Regions from separate parts of the Mus musculus genome. Here all the other regions are linked to region 1. The links are chromatin loops, found by intact Hi-C in ENCODE. Cell type or tissue: heart. All regions are shown on one strand. Links, peaks and the distances in the headings refer to the core of each region. The heading gives the core; the rest is flanking DNA.

Region 1 (5,411 bases), core at 930-3,429:
TAAATGTCAAACGTCAGCTCTGACAACAAAGAATCGTTAATCACTAATGCTGAAAAATCCACTGGGATGCTTTGGTTTTAACTCTACTTCTATTACCTGGATTCACTTACTGTAATGTGTGTGGGGTGTGTGTGTGTGGGGTGTGTGTGTGTGTGTGTGTGTGCAAGCATATTAAGGAAGTGCACTAGCCAGTCCTCTCCTCCCACCATGTGGGACCTAACTCCGGCTTTGCAGCAAGTGCCGGAGCCACTAGACCTTCTTTTGTCAACCCCATAGCTGCAGAGAACTTGGAATGACCACTCCTGACCGAGGCCAATACTTACAACCCTTCCATTCAAAGGGAGATAAAGTATTGGTAATTTTCCTGAACATTTCAGTGTGCAGTCCCACACACTGAGAGAGAGACAGACACACACAGAGAGACAGAGAAACAGAGATAGAGACAGAGACAGAGAAACAGAGATAGAGACAGACAGAGACAGAGACAGAGACAGAGACAGAGACAGAGACAGAGACAGAGACAGAGACAGACAGAGGAGAAGCCCGTTGTATCAGGGTAAATCTACAGAGAAGAATCAGTGTCAACAGAGATACCCAGTGAATGGTCACAAACTTGCATATTTAAGTTCACGGCAAAATTTGCTTGGGGCTTGAAAATCTTTTCATATTTCCTGACAAATGACACAGGAAGTTGTTGTACAGCTGTAAGACATTTTGTATTAAATACGGTTAATTCATACTGTAGAGAAAGGAGGAGGAGCTTTGTATTTTCCTACTTCCATGTGACCCCACCCCCCCCTCAAGTCTCAACCCTCAGAACTGTCAAGTAGACACTTAGGGGACATCCATTGCCTGATTTTCTAAACAGAATGACAGGACATTCATAATCAGGAGTCTTGGGCCTTATCTTTCCAACAACTGCAGAATCTAACCTTCCCCTGCTTACACTATCTTTATTTCATGGCTGCTGCCTTTTCTGCAATATAATGGAATCCACCAATGACTACTTGACAATTATCTCAAAGGAGTGCTACAGAAATATCCAGGTGCACTGTGTAAGATAACTATTTCCCATCTAAGGGGGTTCATACTGCAAGGTGCCAAGATAATGGGGACTGGGACTCTGCAAACTGCCATTTGATACCCAGTTGGTGACAGGACACTGATATGGTTAGAAGCCCCAGGACACCCCAAGTCTCCTTTCTGTTAAATAAATCTCAGAGCAGCAGAGAAGCCTGGAACATCTCTCACAGATGCACTCCCTTGTTGGAATCTCCCCCATAAAGGCAAGCTCTAGAGCATATACCAGGTCTAGCACAGAGACCCTGCCTCCAGAAGGTCCCTGCTCTCCCAGCCAATCAGGTGATGTGATTTCTGAGAACCAAGAGTCATAAGAAAAATAAAGGAAACCGCTTGCCGCTGTAATATTTACAAGAGAACTTTCCATGGGTCTCAAGCTTGGCTGGAAATTAGTTTTAGGACTTTTTTTTTTTTAACTTGATTAAAGCTAACCTTACTCCCTTTTAACATTCCTTTTAAAATCTGAGGGACCCATCCCATATTAGCCATGCTCTAGGGGAAAAAATGTAGCTCATTAGGGGTGGAAATCTGTAACAGCTGCCAGTCTTTGTGCTTTTGTTGTCCTTGTCTGGCCCAGAATTTATTCTGTATATGAAAGAAGACCTGCCCCACAAACCCACATGGAACCGCCCCTCCTACCAGGAGAGCTTTCCGCTAGTCTGCTTCTAAGTGAGGATGGCTGGGACCTTAACAGGCATCTGATCCCCACTGTTGGGGGCAAATCCTCAAAACTCAAATGCTAAGGATAGATATTTCCTTTCCCAAAGTAAACGGGGCATAAATCTGCGAGAGGAAAATCAACTGTACCAGATGAAGGAAATCTAAAGGAACTGCAGAAGTTTTGTGAAGACATGCTGACCAAATGCGTCAAGGAAACAAAGCCCAAGGAGGTTCACCCTGAAAAAAAAAATCAAGGAATGGAGCAACAAAGAGATGGATGGTTTAAATAAGACGGACTTTTTTTATCTTCCTCCTTCTAATTATTTATGTTTACAAATTCACAGAGGTAGAAAGATCTTGGAAGGGAGAAATAATGTCCATTTGAATAACACAAGAGAATGTCAAACGTGAGGAGGTAAAGGGAAGAAGTATGTGGAAGTAGCCTAACCTTTTTAAGCACATAAAAAGAAAAAGGAAAAAGAAAAAGGGGGTGGAAAAAAAAAAAAAAAAAAAAAAAAAAAGTCTCGACTGCATTGGTGTGAATCATCAGCGCCATCTAGTGGATCTCGGGAGTATGGTGCCAGGCCGCAGCTTAAATTCAAATTAGATCTCAGACCTCAGTGTCTCACCCTATCTTAACATTTTATTGCTTGCAGAAGAAAACTAGGTGACCTCCATTTAGTTTAATTTAATAAGTCTGCTCGAGTTTAGTCTGAAGATACGGATATGAAAGAATCCGTTAAGTTGCTTAGTCAACCTGGCAAAGATCACCCTCACCAGGGACCTGGGAATGCAGAAGTGTTGTCTGCGCTGAGACCTGGGTTGTATAAAGCTGCATTGTTGCTTGGATTGATTTAATTCCAGTGTAAGAAGAAAGGGCTGCACGGTAAACAAACACTGAGGTAGTAATTACGTGACCATGGCCAATGCCACTCCAGTCCTGTCAGGCTCATTATACCTCCGACATTTTTCAAAACGACTTGACATTTTTTCTGCATGACATGTTTTGGGCTGGATACAGTAAAAACAGCTGGTTGCCTCCTGCTGCCTGGACCATCCAGCACTGGGGAAGTGAAGAACTCTTAGCCTGGCTACAGGGGCTCTGTGGACCTGCAGGAGATGCTGTGGGGGTCACAGTGCCATACAGGAGGCCAGAGCACACGGGAGGGTGGGAGGGTGGTCAGGGATTTTGTATTCTTCCACTGTTGAGAACTGAAGGCACATATCCACTACACCCGCTCTTTGTGCCTCTGAGACTTATGGAATAACTGATTCCCCCACCCACCCCCACCCCCACCCCCATCCCAGGCCCAGGTAAGTAACCTGGAGTCTTGTCTAGAGGCTGAACTTCCTGGTGGCAAGGGGACACATCCCAAATTCCTGACTCTACATACAAACAGGGTTGCCAGACTCAGCAAATAAAGGTGTAGGATGCATAATAAATATAACTTTTTTAAGACCGATGAAGCGAGTGGTTCAGTAGAGAAGGTGCTCACCACTAAGCCTGAGCTGAGTTGAATCTCAAAGACTCATATGGTGGAAGGAAGAATCAACTCTTTTTTTTTATTATGTATTTTCTTCATTTACATTTCCAATGCTATCCCAAAAGTCCCCCATACCCTCCCCCCACCTCCCCTACCCACCCACTCCCACTTCTTGGCCCTGGCGTTCCCCAACAATCAATTCTTAAAATTGTCCTGAGACCTCCACATGTCAGGGCATAATATGTCCCCATAGACATATACAATATATGCAAAATATGTGAATATTAAAAACTTACTTATAATTTGTATTTCAAATGCAATGATTTTGCTCTCTGTTTTATCTGATAACTGTCCCCTCTGACTAGGAAAACTGGCAGTGACTAAAAGCCAAAAGAAATAGTTTCCCTTTTACTTTTTAAAAGACTAATCCAACTTAATTTGCTGCTGTTGTTTATTAGAATCTCCTTATATTTGTGACAGCTTTGATTCAGTGTATAGATGAGAACCACATAGGAACCTGTCAGATCTCCTAGAACTGGAGTTCTAAATGGTCGTGAGTGTGTCGGTGCTGGGAATCAAATCCAGATCCCGTGCAAGAGCCAAACGTACTCCCAGCTGCTAAGCCATCTCTCCTCCAGCTTCTTTTACTTTTATTTATTTTTATTTTTATTTTTATTTTTATTTTTAATAGCATCCTGAGGTAATCTTGAGACCCCATTGCTCCTCTTTACCAAATGGATGGCTGGTTTCTGTATGGGAGACTCAAATGTTTGCTAATTTAAAAACTGCCTTCTCGTTTCTGAACAAGCTTGTTAGGCAGCAAGTATGGACTGGCAACCACTGTAGCACTATGCAGGCCAGCTGACCAAGCAGGAAGTACTCCACCTCCATCCTTGCCCAGCGCAGCGGGCACACCAAGTGGATACTCCACACTCTGAAGCCATGTAGAGATGGTGACACAGAATGAAAAGAAACTAAAGGGAAGCTGAGGTGAGAAGAGGCAGGGAGAGGGACGAAGAGGCAAAAGAATAGCAAAAGCTGGGAAGCAAGACACCACGCAAAAGCCAACAAGAACAAGCGAATCCATCACAGGAAGGAGCAGAGCGGCCTGTCCCACCGTCTCCAGTGGCTTTTCGGATTGAACAGAGTGGAAAGAAATCAAAGGATAAAATTTGCAAACAGACATCACCGCCAACTGCGGTTACAAATTATTTTGTAAAATGGAAAGGAGAGAAGAAAATCAAAGAAAGCATGTTACACAGAGAGACCTATTGAGAATCAGATTTGACAGTTGACAAATTCACTTGTTCCTCCAGGAAAGACACAGCCTCTCTTCCTCTCCCTCGGGCATATGTGCACTTCCTTCTCAGGACTCAGCTGCTTGCTAACGGGGGCTGGTTTTTATGATGGGTGAATGACAGAGCCAGCCAGTGATACTGAAATGCTATCATCAATATTACCAGGCAAGGATGGCTCAGTGGGGAAGTGCCTCACAATTAATGCCACTGAGGAAATTATTTTCAATATTCAAAATATTTAAAGTAGAAAATGGCATTGCATTTAGTATGAGAAACAAAAGCATTATGTCATTGGTCCCTAAATATTCCAACCCACTGAAAGGCATGCAAACCTAAAACTGGAACCGATCTGGAAAGCAACTTTGTTCTGAACATGAGAAGTTGAGACACCAAAATGGCATGAAGTGATGAAAAACTCTTGCTCCTGTAGGCCAGTCTGAAAAGGACAAGTGCAGGCTAAACACAAAGTTGACACCTGGAGCAATCTTTGCAAGCATCGTTTAATTGTTTAATTGTATGCATTAATAAAACATGACTCACTGACTCTTCCCAGGGAGCAAGTCTAGTTAGCAGAGGGGCTTCCTTCCCATCTTTCTCTTTCAAGTGAACCAGAGATCAACACTGGCCTGCAGAGTTAGGCAACACACACACAGAGAGAGAGAGAGAGAGAGAGAGAGAGAGAGAGAGAGAGAGAGAGAGAGAGAGAGAGGGAGGGAGGGAGGGAGGGAGGGAGGGAGGGAGGGAGGGAGGGGAGGGGAGGGGAGGGGAGGGGAGGGGAGGGGAGGGGAGGAGAGGAGAGGAGAGGAGAGGAGAGGAGAGGAGAGGAGAGGAGAGGAGAGGAGAGGAGAGGAGAGGAGAGGAGAGGAGAGGAGAGGAGAGGAGAGGAGAG
Region 2 (5,411 bases), core at 1,143-3,642, 490 kb before region 1:
CAGTACTGTTTATCTTTGGAATTTCAAACCAATAACCAAAGCTGCCAGCAATCTACTTACTGAGTTCTGTTTTAAGTCTGGGTACTTAAACCTGATCTAACAAAGGTAAGGGTATTCAAAGATGCTGATGCTGGCCTAGGTCACTTCTTCTCCCAGAAGAGACAGATGTGGCTCAGAATCTGGACATAGTCTGCCTTAAGTTCTACAAAGAATGGTTTGTCATAATCTTATGTATTTAAATATGGATTGACTGCTATGCTGGGGATGGAATCCAAGACATGCTCTATACTAGGCATGTGCTCTACACTATGTGGTACCCTTCTACCATCTCAGTTTACTTAACTAAGCCCTTTCAGCAGCATGTCGGGATGTGCTTTCACGTAGAGCCACAGTGCATCTGTGAACAGAACCTTCATTACCACACAATAAGCAAAGCTCTGCTACTGCATAATTTGGCAGACAAAGACACAAAAATCTGTGAAAGTAAGATGCCTGCTCAAAGGCATGCAGCTGTGAGTGTGCACCTGGACAGTCTCACCCCGGAGCCACACTTGCAGATACTCTGATCTGTCTCCCATTCCAGTTACAGGGGTGTCTGAAGCTGAAGTCACCATGACCCACCACTCGCTCCCCAGAGAGCATTCAAGGGGACATGAACACAATCAGATTGCTTGAATTTCCCCTTAGCAACAAATGTCCCTGATGAGAATAACCGGCTTGGGTTCACAGTAATTAAGGGCAGGCAATCGGGAATGGATAGATTTGCCATTTGAATAGCTTCCCTCTCCTTTTGTCCTGTGGATACATCCCCATCCATAACAGGGTGCCAGCAAGCTCCATTCTCTTTGTGAAATTTCACCCAAATGAGACCTTTGTGGTAATCAAGTAGAAGCGGGCTTCCACAGTCCCCCTCATCAAGGAAATGAGGCAGATAAACAGTATAATTATGGATTCCATTTTTAGCTAAAACAAAGACGTATGTCTCAGCTCAGAGTCTTTATCTAGTGAGAGAATGGTAAATTTAGAATGAATTGCAAGTCAAGATGGTTCTAAGACCGTTCCTCCCCTGCACGAAATTCAAGATTTACACAGACTTTTAACAAAATGTTCTCACAACAGCATCCCCTGGATGAATTCACATACACACATCCATTTCAGCATCTTCATATACAATGTAGCAAAAATCATATTAATGCCCAGTAAAGTAGGTGGCAGTGGGCTGAGTAAGACAGTTCCCATGCAGGAATCCACATCATGCTCAAAGAAAGTCAGCTGAGGCGCTGGCTGGTGCTCTCTCTCTCTCTCTCTCTCTCTCTCTCTCTCTCCCTCTCTCCCTCCCTCCCTCCCTCCCTCCCTCTCTCTTTCTGCTTCTATCTTCTTACCTATCTACATGTCTTGTGTCTTCAGAGAGATCTGGTGATATGTAATACCAGTGGCTACCTTTCAGCTAAGGTGGAGGAAGGAGTTTGAAGGGGATCTACGAAAGTTTCCCAGCACTCTGGTATTATGCTCTATGCCAGCATACCCTTGGTAGCAACATAAAGGACCAGCTTTTCTTAGCTTTCCTTATAATCTGTGTGATGAAGGTGTCACAGTCTAGAGCAGTGATTCTTAACTTTCCGAATACTGAGACCCTTTAATACATGTTATGGTAGCCCCCAACTGTAATATTATTCTGTTAGTAGTTCATAACTGTAATTATGCTATTGCTATGAATCATATTGTAAGTTATTTGTTATACAGGAAATCTGATACGTGACCTCAAAAAGGGGTTGAGAGCTACAGGTTGAGAACTGGTGGTCTATCTAGAGTAAAGGGACATCTGGAAATTATCTTTGAGGTGGGGTGTAAGAAGACTCTCAAGGCAGAGCATTATAATTTTCATCCATGTTGGGGCAGCCTGTGAAGAAATAGGGGATGTAATGCTCAGAGTGGGAACCTTCTAGAGTGTCTACAGAATTCATGCCACTGTGCCCTGATCTGTGCCCTCCATCATGGCCAGGACTTCTCGATGCTGGCACTACTTGCTCAGCTATCCATTTGTTGTAGGTGCTGTCATGAGTGTTGTAGAATGTCTAGCAGCATGTTGGTCTCTACCCACTAGATGCCAGTAGCAAGCTATGACAATCAAAACTGTCCCCAGATATTGCAGTGACTGCTGGGAGACAGAGCTTCCCTTCAGTTAAACAGTACAGCTCCAGACAAAGCAAGGATCACAGTAATGGGCTCTTAAAATATAGAAAGGAAAGGAAAGGAAAGGAAAGGAAAGGAAAGGAAAGGAAAGGAAAGGGAAAGGGAAAGGGAAAGGGAAAGGGAAAGGGAAAGGGAAAGGGAAAGGGAAAGGGAAAGGGAAAGGGAAAGGGAAAGGGAAAGGGAAAGGGAAAGGGAAAGGGAAAGGGAAAGGGAAAGGGAAAGGGAAAGGAAAGAAATTGTTAAGTCTTTGGACTAGCATAGATGTTTGAGATGACAGGACAAGGTGAGAATGGGAGCTCTGGCAGTGGAATTGACATAAAGATGGCCTTTCTTGAGGACTGAAGATGCAGCTCAGTTGGTAGACTATTTGTCTGCCATTCAGGAAGATGTACTCCTCAGCATTGAATAAAAAAGCCAACAAACATCCCAGCACGGGAGAGGAGGATATAGATTCAGGAGGATCAAAAGTTTGGGATCATTCTCAGCTGTACAGAAAAACTACTGAGAGAAAACTGTCCTCAACTGTGAAGAGGAATGCCAAGATAAAAATTAACCACCAAAAGATGATGCATCTACTACCCTCAGCACAAAGCTTACTCTTAAGAAATAGTTAACCCCACCCCGCAAAGCATGAGCACACACTTTTACACTAGACTCATGCACATGTGTTCAGTGCCCTCTTCAAACCTGTACCATATCTAATGAACCTTTACTAGGCACCAGGGAAGTCAGAGGTTCCCAGACCTGCCTGCACAGGTAGGGTCCAACTTGCCAGCTAACAGCCACTGCAGAGGCAGCACAACCTCATTTAAACAGAGTGGGTCCTTGTTCCCAGTTACCGGCACCATAGAAAGATGGTGTAGAGAGGCTAATCAAGTTGTAACCTGGGCCCTCAAGCCATACTGATTTACTTTTGCTCCATCCCACCTTTTAAAAAATACAGTGTGAATAATATCAACAAAAGCAAATTCATACCAGAGGTAATATTTCTTTAGTGGATATAATAGTCTTTTTTGCTGTCGCTATGAGTTGTAGTTTGTTCTGTCTACTAATTTCCTATTCTTCATGTGGATTTCTGACTGTATCCCTATCACTAGTCTTTTGTCTTGGATTTTGTTTATCATTTTATATATTTTTATGGTAAAGAGTATGAATCTTGCTTTGTGGCTCAGGCTAATCTCCTCTTCCTAAACTCACAGCAATCTCCCGCCTCAGCTTTCTGAGTAGCTGAGGGGCCTACATGCATGAGTCCTTGCATCTGGCTATCTAAGCATACCAATATTTTATAAATTTAATTAAAAATTTTGCAGTACCGGTATAATAGACCTTTTGGTGGGTGAATTAGAATCTTAAACTGTTCACATTAAGAGATATTTAAGAAGTCATTATTTGGCATTGTGAGTGACTTGTCAACCTTCTTACCAATCTCTGTTACTCACTTACGTTGAATTTCTAGACTAGGATAATAAACATGCTCTACCAGTATCTGTTACAATTAATTAATTAATTAATTAATTAATTAATTATAGTAGCATCTTAGGTCCCATTTACTCTTGTAATCAGGCAATATGACTTATAACACACATATATACACACACAGAGAGACAGAGAAAGAGTCCGAGAGACTGAATACAGAAAGACAGAGACACTGTGCTAATTATAGAGAAAGTGAGCCTTGGTGAGATCGATTCATTTGCTAAAGTTAAGCCTAACTTTAGATATACTGCAGACTTGGGCCTTTGAGAGTATTCATTACCCAGCACTCAGATCATTAACTCATGTGTCTGCAGCTGTGCAGACAAAGCTAGAGTGCTGATCCACTCTTCCAGCCTGGCCAGGGGTGGTGGCTTGTCTGCATCTCTTGGCCTTTCATGTTGCCTGTCAGCTTTCTGAAGGTTTCAAACCCTGACAAAGGGTGGCTCCTCTGCCCCTGCTGAGGAAACAGGTCAAAGTGAACTTGGCCTGAAAGGATCTGTACCATTCTGTGTCCCAGTGCATGTGGCATAGGCTTCGCAGAGAGAGGCTCCCTCTCTGCTGACAGAGCTGAAGAACTGTCACATCGTCCTACATGGTTAATTTAACGCAAGCCAGTGGATCCCTGATGAAGAGCATCAGAGACCTGGGATTCATCACTCACACTAAGAAACAGAAACCCCAGTCACTACCTACCTTTAGCTGTCATGTCGGAGTGCCACCAACTGCACAGGTTAAACTCCACCAGGAACCTAAAGAAATGGTGGAAAAGCCCAGGGTTACGAGATCAGCTAAGCCTGGGTAGAGCAGTACTGTTTTATGTCATTGTGCTGCCCCTCCCTGTTTGAAATAAACAACATTACACTTTGTCGGACATCGCTGTGGCTAGTTGAGACTCCACTGAATTGCCACTAGGTTTCAGCTCACTTGGAAAGAAGCTGTTTTACCTTCCATGGCCTGGGTTCACAGTGTCCTAGTTGAGATGGATTCCTGGTTTGAGAAATGTCTGCAGTTTGGTCAGAGTCAGCCTCTAGGCATTCACCTATATTTACTCCTCTTCTAGCCTAGGTTATTTCATAATAAATAGCCAATTTCTAAAGGGCCTTTTGCCTTATTTCAGAACTTCAAAACAGAACGTTCTTCTTGGTCAGAACCATGCTCTGCAGCAATATAGGAGGAGTTCAGCAAACTTGTAGCAAAAATCAAGCCATAACCTAACTTCAGAACAACCAGAATTTCTCAGTTGCTAGTGAAGGATGCAAACAAAGGTGATATAATCACCTTCTAAGTCAATGGCGATAGATTAAAAAAAAATGTTTTAGGTATGCACTTTTCAGACCCATGGTTACTATCCCTAACAGCTACTTCTCCACAAAGATCCTACCACAAAGATCCTACCACTAGCCTTAATGTATTTTCCATCTCTCTTTTGCACTTGTTTGTCTTTGGTTGTATAAGCATTGTTATATTAATATAGATTTATACTAAATTTATATGTATATGTGTATATACACATATTTATGTATATATATGTATATATACAAACATGTATGTATATGTGTGTATATCTACATCTACATCCATATATGATATATTATATATAGAAATATATATATACACATTTATATACTTATACATATATATATATATATTAATTATCGCAATGTCCATTCATCAAATGGCAAGGGGTTTGCCTTACATCTACAGCACTAGCTCCTGGCTGGGAGAAAGAGAGTGACACTTTG
Region 3 (5,411 bases), core at 1,143-3,642, 1.4 Mb before region 1:
TGAAATTTATTTCTCCAAGCTTAAGGTTGTTACTCTACCCATGATCTGTGTTCCCACATTATGGCATACTTACCCAAGCACAGCCATTAGAAAAAACCTGAACAGCCGGTGTTCAGAGATTCATCATTGTCAAGTTGCATTTACTGAGTTCCTAGTTTTCCATGGCTGTTTGGTAGGCACGGTGCGAGGTGATTTAGGGAGGTTTCATTTCAGCCATCTTTTTCAGCATATGGAAAGTTGACAAAGGTCACCCCAACTCATCTTGAAAAGAGAATCCACATCTGTTCCATTTGTTTCATCAAATTTTAACATCATCGTGCTTTAAACCTGTTGGAGGGGTTCAGCCTGGTTTGCACTTTTCTGTCTCAATGTATAGAGGTGCGTAGAGCTCTGGGTATCCCCTTGGTTTGTAGATAAATCTTACATTGTTGCACTGTGACCTGGACTGTTAGTGATTTCAAATGATGGGAAGTGTTCAAGTACTTATGTGTCTGTAGAAGACATGGGCAGCTAGCTTGGTGATGGTGGGGCATGGGAGGACTGAGGGTTACCACAGAAATCTCTCCCCCACCCCATCTCTCTGTCTCTGTCTCTGTCTCTCTCTCTCTGGGATTTATTTTGACACTTGTTTTCTTTTACACTCTAATCCCTATGAATTCCAAATGACTTCTGTTATATCCGATCCTTGTATACAGTCTTGAAAAATACCATTTAACAGTCACCTTCTGGCACCTTGAATGAAAACCATGGCTCTTACTAAACTAGGCTGTTAGATGTCAAATGACTTGCTCAGGGTCCTTGGACTACCAGTTCTGGGCCAAGTGAGTCCCTCCCACCCCCATAGTATGAGTGAACTTTCCTTTCTTTCCTCCCAATAAAGTATGACTGTTTTTCCAAATGTGGAGTAACTTGTGTATTTCTTCTGAGAAAAGTCCTTGGCTTTTTCCTGTGGATTTGTGACCTAATCCTCCACTTCATTCAACCCCTCTGTACAAACACTGTATATATCCATAGAAAAGGGAGGTTTACTCTTAATCAAGTATCGCCTAATCTACCTACTAAATTACCCCCCTGGAGACACGGGGCCTCACTCCTTCTCACAGGGATTTTTTCGTTTTCATTCTCTGAGTGGCTCTTTGGCAGTCCTTGGTAAAGAGAGCATTTGTTTGCCAAGACCTGAGGCTCACACAGAATTTAATCCAATGTATTTGTTCAATGAAATCATCATTATCACGAGGGTAGAGTCTGCTGGAATGGCCAGGCTTGGAGTGGGGTAAGCAGACATTTGCTCTAATGATGCAATAATCTCTCGTTCGTCCCAGAGGCAGCTACTAAGGAGGATGGGGTTCCCTTTCAGATGTTATCACATCTGTGTAGTTTTTGGTGCCTGAACTGTAGTGTCTAAGAGAAAGCCAGCCACCCTCCTGGACCTCCAGGGAGTGCTGAAAAGCATACAGCAAGGCCTTACAGGGTGTGCTCCTCTCTGGAATCAGGAGGGCACCTAGCTCTATAGAGACTGCCTTGCTTTTGATTACTTCAAACTTTGACCTGGCAGGTTTACTCTAAAACCCAACTCCTAGATTTGGGGCTATAATCGGAAGGCATCTTTTAATTTCTTTTTCTTTTTCTTGTGTGTTAACATCAATGCTGGTATTCCATGTTGTTAGTAACAGAGTAGTAAACCACTTTTCTAATAGTGTTTTATGCATGTTCTCTGCTCTGTGTTGCCCATTAGCCTTGAGGTTAGGGGGCAAGTGTGACTGTCTTCACTCTGTAAGTGAGGTGCTCTGGCTTCTCTGATAATTGTAGGTCCCACTGAGGACAAAGCTTTAGGTTTTTTGTTTGTTTGTTTGTTTGTTTTTGTTTTTGTTGTTTTTGTTGTTTTTTTGTTTTTTTGTTTTTTTTGTTTTTTGTTTTTTGTTTTTTGTTTTTTGTTTTTTGTTTTTTGTTTTTTGTTTTTTGTTTTTCATGGTCAGGCCCAGACTCTGAGAACATGCTGCTGACAATGTCACCTTAAGAAAAATACCTGGATTGTAAATTGTACTTGAAAAGCCACTGAGCTATGAGGCAGTAATGACATGTGCTTGCAAGCCAGACAAGGTGGCATACTCCTGCATGTAGGAGTCAGAGGCAGGCAGATCTCTGAGTTCAAGGTCAGTCTGATCTATGTAGCCACCCAGGATTACATAGTGAGACACTGTTTCAAAACAGATCAATTGACAACACACCAAGTGAAGGTGTGTGTTGAGATCATCTTCATGGATGTGGATTTCCCATGGACCCAAGTGTTTCTACTATAGGATAAATGGAGGCATTGCTGAAGAACCCACACTTCAAAGGCAAGGATTAATTGTATTGTCTCCAAGACAGAATTTATGTAACTCACATGCATACTGTTCATGCTGCCTCTAGGGGGCAGTCGAATTCAGCATGCTTAAAAAACAGCAGTCCACTTAAACCTGCTCTCCCTGGCCCCGGGTGATGATGGCAGCTTTGTCCTAAGATGTTTCTTGCTACCAGAAGTTGGAGGCGGGTGGGGTGGGGGTGGGGTGGGATCTGCAAATCACAGTATGTGTCACCCTGTTGCCACACCCACTTCCTAACAGATGCTGTTATGTCAGCATGTCATGACCCAAGGCAGAGACCTAGACATGGTTAATTTCTAAAAATGTTACCTTTGACTTATGGCTTGTCCAAGGCACTGCTAAACTATGCATTCGAACACTCCAGGTTGAGGAAATGACAGTCAGTGCCATAGGCAATGATTTATCTGGAAACCTCGCAAAAGGAAAATATAGCTATAAAACCTGTTCCCATTCATTTAATAGTCTCTCCTGTAATTCACATTTGCGGATTGGGTAACTTGAATTTACGACACCTTTAACATTTTCTCTGCTGTTACACTTTACCTCCACATCTTTCTTATTTATGTTGCCTGGGGAAAAAACCTGCAAGGTTAAGCAAGCATACGTTTTCCTTGGTAGGAAAGACCTTAGACTTCTTTCTTCCTTTTTAAATGTAAGCTTGTTTTGTTGGCAAGAGAAGTAGGGTCCAGCAAAAATATGGAACCTGCCCAAGAGCCTAGAGGGAGTTATTTGGAGAGAGGAGACCTTATCCTAGGTGCTTTGGAATCCCTAAGAGCTGTTTGTGGCTCTCATTGGCTCTGCAGGTGAGTCTATGCTAGGTAGGCTATAACTGGTCAAAACTATCAAACCCTCTATCCCTCAGCATTGGATTTTACATTGGTGGCCTAGGATGATAAGAAAGAAAAAAACAAACTTTATCATTTTTTAACTTCTATTTATTTATTCCTTTTTATTTTTTTAGTTTCTGTCTTTTAGTTTGGGGAAAAGGTCTTGCTATGTAGGTATCCAAGAGTGGCCTGAACTCCCAGTTCTCCTGCTTCGGCCTCCTGAATGCTAGAATTGCACACACATGCCACCATGCCCAGAAACCTTTTTCCGTACTTTAAAAACAGGATCTGCTGCTGATCTGTATGCCTCTTCTTTGTCTTTAAAGATAGAGTTAACTCAAGAAGTGGTAAGTTGGTGCTCGAGAAAACTGTTGTCAATTTAGCCTACAAAGTTTAGGACTCTCTAAATGACAATGAAAACTGGTTTCGGTTATTTTAATCTCTGCCGGTTTCCTTCATCCATAAAAGACATCACCTGTAAGGAAATGCACAATGTTTCTTTTCATAGAAAATGAGTATGGACTGTTTGGCAAAATCAACCAAAAAGATGGCAAATGCTACTGTTTGCTGAGCAGTGGGGTAGGCCAAGGGCAACGTTGCTCTTGGAGTTCTCTGGGAAAGACTAACTCTGAGAAGAACTTGTGCGAACTTTGCTGGAGTGTGCTAGAGAGCTCAGGGAGAATTTAGGCTGCAGTGTGGTCCCAGCAGAGACCCCTGCCACTTCCTGGAGCTGGAGTAGTTATTAGAAGGGAGTTGATCCTATTTGAGTTTGGAGGCTGCCTGCCCTTTGTGTCCTATTGATGGGTCCTTGGGTCTTGGTGGCTGTGATCCTTGGTCAAGCAGCTTTCGGGAAGGTACACTCAGGGCAGTTAGGGAGTGAGTTCTGTAGTCCTGAGTGGGTATCTGTTCTGTTCTCCACCAGATACCTAGCAACCAGATACCTAGCAACCAGATACCTAGCAACCAGCCAACAGCACCAGATATCTAGCAACCAGCCAACAGACATGGTGTACTCTTGTTTGACAAGCATGGCTGACACCCATGGCTGCTCTCTAGACTTGCCAACCCAGCTTCATTATTCTTAGTACAAAGAGGCATTCAGTGACCAGCCCAGTTGATCACAAACACACTGACTTGTTTGATAGTATCAACAACTTTGTGAGGTTTTTAATTGTCTTTGAAGCCATTTACAGATGAGCCGATTGAGTCTTGGTGACCACTGTAGTGAATGGAATCAGTGTTGTTCCAATTCCTTGAGACTTGGGCCATCCTAGAAGGGAGAAATGAGAGCTCAACCAGGCAGTGGGGCTGCATTCTGGAGTAACCATCACCTCAAATGATCTGGGTAGGCTTGAACAACCGAGTTTTGTCATTTCCAGCTTCAGTTTTCTAATCTATAGAAAGAGAGGCTTGTAGTGGGGTATAATCCCTTCCCTCTGAAATTCTCAGGTCTGAGGACCAACGAAGAATGACCATGTGTCAAAACCAAATGACACTTTCTATAAAAGTGACTCCTGGCTACCTGGAGGGATGTGATCAAATAGATCAGGGAAGCCCTGAAGGGGGCATCTGGGAAGATCTTACCAGCTTGGCAATGCATGCCATGAGTCTGAGCCCTCTGTCAGCTTTCCTTTTGGAGGGCAGGCTCTGCCACATTGAAGAGGCCTCTACAGAATTCTTGGACACAGCATGTTTTCTTCCCTCGAGCAATGGGTTATAATAACACCTTAATTGTTACTTTTTGGCATAAGATAGATTAGAACTGTGACACAAGATACACAATGTGGGAACGTCTCAGTACTATGCTGCAAACGAGGGTCCCTGACTTATTTCTCAGGGGCAGGATCTATGTGTTTTCAAATGTAATTGTTTGTGAAGTAGACTATTATTTTAATAAGCTATTATGTCAATAGGGACTAGTCCCCCATCAGTGTGGGTCACAGTGAACTGTGGGAAAACAGAGAATGGACTAACAAGACAAATACCAGGTTGATATAATCTAGGTTTGCATTTCTCAAAACATGTTTATCGAAGTGATAGCTATATAAGATACAGTAATATCAGAATGGTTCCATTTGTCAAGCAATTTGGAAAAAAATTCCTCCTCCATCCTATATTAAAGGCTCTGAGAAGTCCTGAAGACAAGAGGACCATTTAATGCTTTTTAATCCTACATTTTTCCAAATTGCTTAACAAAAAGGCCTTTGTTTTTTCCCTA

Evidence for each region. A loop is a pair of places that touch in the nucleus more often than their neighbours do. Peaks named below come from ENCODE experiments on the same cell type or tissue, not always from the same donor. Only the 100,000 strongest peaks of a DNase experiment are listed, where the experiment ranks them.
Region 2: it touches region 1 in a loop (3-fold over the local background); 4 of 42 quality-filtered maps call a loop at or near these places.
Region 3: a loop joins it to region 1, with 4 times the contacts of the local background. A loop is called at or near these places in 2 of 42 quality-filtered maps.

What each region holds. Positions count from the first base shown.
Region 1 is chr14:29,440,997-29,446,407 of GRCm38, forward strand. The region is part of intron 4 of Cacna2d3 (calcium channel, voltage-dependent, alpha2/delta subunit 3); the gene reads right to left. Among named protein-coding and RNA genes, the nearest start is that of Cacna2d3, 280 kb to the right of the region's middle. In heart, for the core only: a CTCF peak has its summit at 2,308 (motif pointing left); no DNase peak of the experiment used is centred there; H3K27me3 peaks cover 340 bases.
Region 2 is chr14:28,947,880-28,953,290 of GRCm38, forward strand. It overlaps Cacna2d3 (calcium channel, voltage-dependent, alpha2/delta subunit 3), which reads right to left. Exons shown (of 38, transcript NM_009785.1): 34 at 4,363-4,418. Among named protein-coding and RNA genes, the nearest start is that of Lrtm1, 68 kb to the right of the region's middle. In heart, for the core only: a CTCF peak has its summit at 2,103; no DNase peak of the experiment used is centred there.
Region 3 is chr14:28,087,390-28,092,800 of GRCm38, forward strand. The region is part of intron 15 of Erc2 (ELKS/RAB6-interacting/CAST family member 2); the gene reads left to right. Among named protein-coding and RNA genes, the nearest start is that of Gm34996, 210 kb to the left of the region's middle. In heart, for the core only: a CTCF peak has its summit at 2,403 (motif pointing right); no DNase peak of the experiment used is centred there.